Regions from separate parts of the Homo sapiens genome. Here region 2 is linked to region 1. Evidence: read pairs that join two places in POLR2A ChIA-PET (ENCODE). Cell type or tissue: OCI-LY7. All regions are shown on one strand.

The links. Peaks named below come from ENCODE experiments on the same cell type or tissue, not always from the same donor. Only the 100,000 strongest peaks of a DNase experiment are listed, where the experiment ranks them.
Region 2: POLR2A ChIA-PET joins it to region 1 with 6 read pairs; 6 of 35 experiments call an interaction of 5 or more read pairs at or near these places.

Annotation. Positions count from the first base shown.
Region 1 is chr12:122,870,672-122,873,171 of GRCh38, forward strand. VPS37B (VPS37B subunit of ESCRT-I) reads right to left here. Exons shown (of 4, transcript NM_024667.3): 2 at 219-390. Among named protein-coding and RNA genes, the nearest start is that of VPS37B, 24 kb to the right of the region's middle. RefSeq lists enhancers at 1,025-1,532, 1,442-1,731, 1,533-2,039. In OCI-LY7, no CTCF peak of the experiment used is centred here; a DNase peak (open chromatin) is centred at 1,430; H3K4me3 peaks cover 2,020 bases; H3K27ac peaks cover 1,528 bases.
Region 2 is chr12:122,761,848-122,764,347 of GRCh38, forward strand. DENR (density regulated re-initiation and release factor) reads left to right here. Exons shown (of 8, transcript NM_003677.5): 3 at 340-359; 4 at 998-1,082. Among named protein-coding and RNA genes, the nearest start is that of DENR, 10 kb to the left of the region's middle. In OCI-LY7, no CTCF peak of the experiment used is centred here; no DNase peak of the experiment used is centred here.

The sequences.
Region 1 (2,500 bases):
CTGAGCCATGGTTGCGCCACTGCACTCCAGTCTGACAGAGCAAGACCCTGTCTCTAAAAATAAATAAATAATATACATAAGCTATTTGTTCATTGCAGTAGAGTCGCTATCTTAACCTGAAATTTTTCCGTAATATTTCTTTCCTGGTAGGGCAATAGCTTGAAAATGTGTCCTTCTCTCAACTCTTTATTCTCGAATGATCACCCTTAAAAAGTTACCTAATTTGGTCTTCTTTATCTGATAGGCTTCAAAGAGAACCTGGAGTTCCTGGTATTTCTGGGTCAAGCGTGCTTTCAACGTGTCCAGCTGGGGCTGGTACAAAAGGTTTCCTTCTGCCAGGCTCCGGTTGCTGGCAAGTGTCATTTCTTTGTTAAGCTGAACATTCTGTGTCTGCAAGGAACACACAAGATGATGAGAACCAAAAGTATATCAGCTCCTAAACCCCTGAGGTCCCCACGCACACCCCAGGAGCCCAGTGCAGCTGCTGCCACCTCACTGGTCTCCACAGCTGGCACCGCATGCCAGGCAGATGCTACTGACCCAGAGCCAAGCCCCTTGGTTTCTCATTTGGAGCTGCTGCCCGTCGTAAAGAATGAGGCCGACTTCCTTCCAGCACGTTTCCAGGACAGGCTTTGTCCTGTGACTCCATGCAGAGCCTTCCCTGCCACGGCTGCGCTGTGACTTGAATTCCTTACTACGGCCATTGTGCTTGCAGAAGTAAACAGCTGTAAAGATTTAGAATCTGATTTTTTTCAAAACAAGTTTCTGCTGCTCCCGAGGAAGTTAAGGAATCACTTATCAGCAGGAGACCAGTTGGCATGATGTCAATTCAGGCTTCATAAGCAGGCTAAGAGGTCCAACCAGCAAGCTGAAGAGACCCTGGGAAGGAACTGTGTTTCCAGCCACCGGGGTTCCTCTGTCTCTCCCATGCCCACCCCAGCTCTTCTGAGCCTTCCAGCTCCTAGCTGTTGGTGGGTGAGCAAAGCCGACCAAAAGCTGGGGGAAGAGGGGGGACATATTTTGCCCATCAGGGATTTCATTTTGTCCTTTAAAGCAATGACAGGCTACCCTGGTAGGTAGAGAAGAAGCCACATGCCCAGAACTTAGGGGAGAACGACAGGAGTAGAAGGTCTGAGAAAAAAAGGCAAAACGCTCCTAGCAAAACTTAGCCAAAGTTTAAATAAAAAACACAAACGCGTGGGTACCCTAGTTCCCTTTTCACTCACTGGTGATCGGCTTCCTCTACCACAGCCCAGCCGCCGCCACCTCACTTTCCTTCCACACCGTCAGTTTCAACAGCATGCGATTCCTTACCCAGCGTGTGTCCCTGTTTCTCTTTAAGCAGCTCTTCTTCAACGCCACCCCAGTCATCTCATTTTCCCCTTAATATTTTCTACCACCCCACCCAGGCTATTTTTGCTGCGACTTCCTTCCTCTTAGTAGCTCGAGTATAGATTCCTGGCCATGCTGCCTCTGCTCCCCACCCCCAGTCATACCCGTTGATTGCTGTCATAGTTCCTGGTGCGCTCACACGAGTGCACACGCACCACACACACAAGGAAGAGCCTCAGGGAATCAGAGAACAAAGAAAGAAGCCCTTGGATCCATGCCTCAATCAGGAGATCCCTAACCCCAGCAGGAGGGCTCTTTTCAGCAGACAGTGATCTGCATCTCCAGACAACAGCTGCACCCAGGGCCCTAAAGATCAGGCTCTGCTGAAACCCAACAGGATTTAAATGACAATGAAAACCAAACCTCTCTCCCAACTCTAAAGTAAAAGCTAGGAGTGTCCTCGAAATGTGGGTGGTAGAAATGCTTTCATCTCTTCTGATGCCTTTAGCAAAAAAGGAGAATCTTGGGACTGGAAAGACGCAGTTTCACTCGGGTTTCTGGTAAGCAGTGGGGCTCCCGTCACCCGCTTCCCCACCCACAGGGCGGCTCTCCATGGGCTTTCTATGCCAGGCCATGCAGAAGCGTCTTTCCTTCCATTGTTAAGTCATTTAAAAGAACAAACAAAAACCACTGTATGGCCACTCTGGAAAACAGGCACTTTTTAATAAAGCTGAATACGTAACTACCCTATGACCCAGAAGTTGTACTCTTGGGCATTTATATCAGAGAAATGAAAACTTATATTCAACAAAAACCTGCTCAGGACTGTTGAGAGCAACATTTATTTGTAACAACTAAAATCTGGACGCAGCCCAGGTGTCTTTTAACAGGTGAATGGTTAAACAAGCTGCAGGCCAGCCAGGCCGCAAAATACCACTCAGCAGCAAAAGGAAGAAACTTGACTGGCGGGACTGAGAACGCTCTAGGGAATCACACTGAAGGAAAACAGCCAACCCCAAAGGGCCACTCACTCCATGACCCCATGCACACAACACCCTTGAAATACAAAATCACAAAAATAGAGAACAGATTAGCGGTGTGTGTGGGACTATAAAAGGCCGACATGACGGATTTGCACGGGGACGGAGCCGTCCTGATGTTCTGTGTC
Region 2 (2,500 bases), 110 kb before region 1:
CTGATGTATGGGAAATTGTTCGTGTCTTAGCTTAATTTTTTGACCCACTGAAATGGTTATGGTAAGACCTCATTATATACAAAATAGCATATTTTGATGTTCCATCAGCTGATGGAGACACTCTTTAGATGAAAAAGTCAAGATAGTATCATCTCAAATAACCATGTGCCTTTTACCCCAAAAACACTGAAGAGTAGCATTTGAAAAGTGGTATAGAAAACTTATAGGGAAAATGTAAAAATGAAGCATTTTCTCAAATATAAAAGTAAGGATAAGCCCTGTGTATGTGTGTACATATAGGTTTAACATTTCAAATCTTTTTTCTTTTTACTTCCTCAGTCTGTTCATTACCAACAGAGGTAAGTTCTTTAATTTTTTTTTTTACCTTATGTATTTGAAGTTATTCTTGGTTTTAAAGCTACCTTGAGAATTTTTTTTTATTTTTCATTTTTGATTATTTGATAGTAAAGCTTTAACCTTTTATAGAGAACTTTGATTTAGAGTAATTTTTTGGTCTTATATATTCTTTCCTAAATTTAGACCTTAAATCATACATGTGCATCTTTTGCACATGGCTGTGCAGTTTGGATTTTTGCATGGGACTTATGAATAGTCAGCTAATAAAATAAGAGTAACCTTAATGCCAAAATCTATACAAATGAGCAGAGGAAAGAAAGGGCAGTATAAATTATGTGTAAGACTTTCTAAGTCCAGCTCTATGAGCAAGTCATGAAAATGAGGCACTTATGTGCTCAAAGCAAGAAATAGAGGGAGAAGAAATAAATTGGTACTGTGAAGAGGTACCTAATCCTTCTTAATATCTAATTTTTTATGGGACATATCGTGGTTGAATACAGATTTCCTGTGGATAAGAAGTCAGATGGGAGTGGTTTGTTTTATTCTTTGTATTAACAAGTATAGGGGGTGATTTTTAATTACGACATATTGTTTGACTGAAAATGTTTTGTTGTGACTCAGTTCTTTTTTTTTCTCCTAGTACTGTGAATATATGCCTGATGTTGCTAAATGTAGACAATGGTTAGAGAAGAATTTTCCAAATGAATTTGCAAAACTTACTGTAGGTATGAACATTTTTTTTCTTGCATTAAACTTCTGTACCTGAGACAAATGCATGTATGGCATTATTCTAAAGATAGGAAAGTCCTCCTTTAGTAGGATATTACAGAATTAACATTTATCTGTTAGCTGTTTAAGTTCTCTCTGAGATAGGATAGGTCTGAATATCAACTTTCTTACATAAAAAAGTAAATGGGCCGGGCGCAGTGGCTCACACCTATAATCCTAGCAGTTTGGGAGGCTGAGGCAGGCGGATCACAAGGTCAGGAGATCAAGATCATCTTGGCTAACACAGTGAAACCCCATCTCTACTAAAAATGAAAAAAAAAAAAGGCGTGGTGGCAGGCACCTGTAGTCCCAGCTACTCAGGAGGGTGAGGCAGGAGAACGGCGTGAACCTGGGAGGCAGAGCTTGCCGTGAGCCGAGATCGTGCCACTGCACTCCAGCCTGGGTGACAGAGCAAGACTCCGTCTCAAAAAAAAAAAGTAAGTAAATGATTGGCTGGGCGCAGTGGTTCACGCCTGTAGTCCCAGCACTTTGGGAGGCTGAGGCGGGTGGATCACCTGTGGTCGGGAGTTCAAGACCAGCCTGATCAACATGGAGAAACCCTGTTTCTACTAAAAATACAAAGCTGGGCGTGGTGGCGCATGCCTGTAATCCTAGCTACTCGGGAGGCTGAGGCAGAAGAATCGCTTGAATCCGGGAGGCAGAGGTTGCAGTGAGCCGAGATGGCACCATTGCACGCCAGCCTGGGCAACAAGAGCAAAACTCTGTCTCAAAAAAACAAAATTAAAAAAAGTAAATGATTTAGGGGCAAATATATATTGATTTTTATTGTAAGTGTACTATATGCTACACACTGTTGCAGATTCTGAGGATAAGCCAATAAAAGATTTCCTACTCTTGTGGCAATTACATTCTAGAAAGGGAGACAGATTAAATAAGCAAAACATAGTATGTAGACAGTAATAAGCAGGAAAGGGGGAGATAAGAATTGGTGGGAAGGAATTTGAAATTTTAGGTAGTACCCAGGGAAGATTTTGCTGAAAAGGTGGCAGTTGATTATTTTGGAACTGAGGGAATGAGTCATTTGGGTATCTGGCAGAACATTTCTAGGCAGAGGACACAGCCTGAGGAGAGGCCCTGAGTAGAAGCTTTCCTAGTATATTCAGGAAACAGCAAGGAAGCCTTTGTGTCTGGAGCTTATTGAAGGACCGGAGAAGAGTTTGATATGAAGTCAGAGTAGACCACAACGGGTAGGGCATTGTGGGCTGTTTTGGCTTTTGCTCTTAGTTAGATGATGAGCTCTTGGAGGAGTTTAAGCAGAAGAGTGATAAGGTCTGACTTGTTTCAGCAGCATCACTTAGGCTGCTCTGCTAAGAATAGACCAAAGAGGCCGGGTGCAGTGGCTCACGCTGTAATC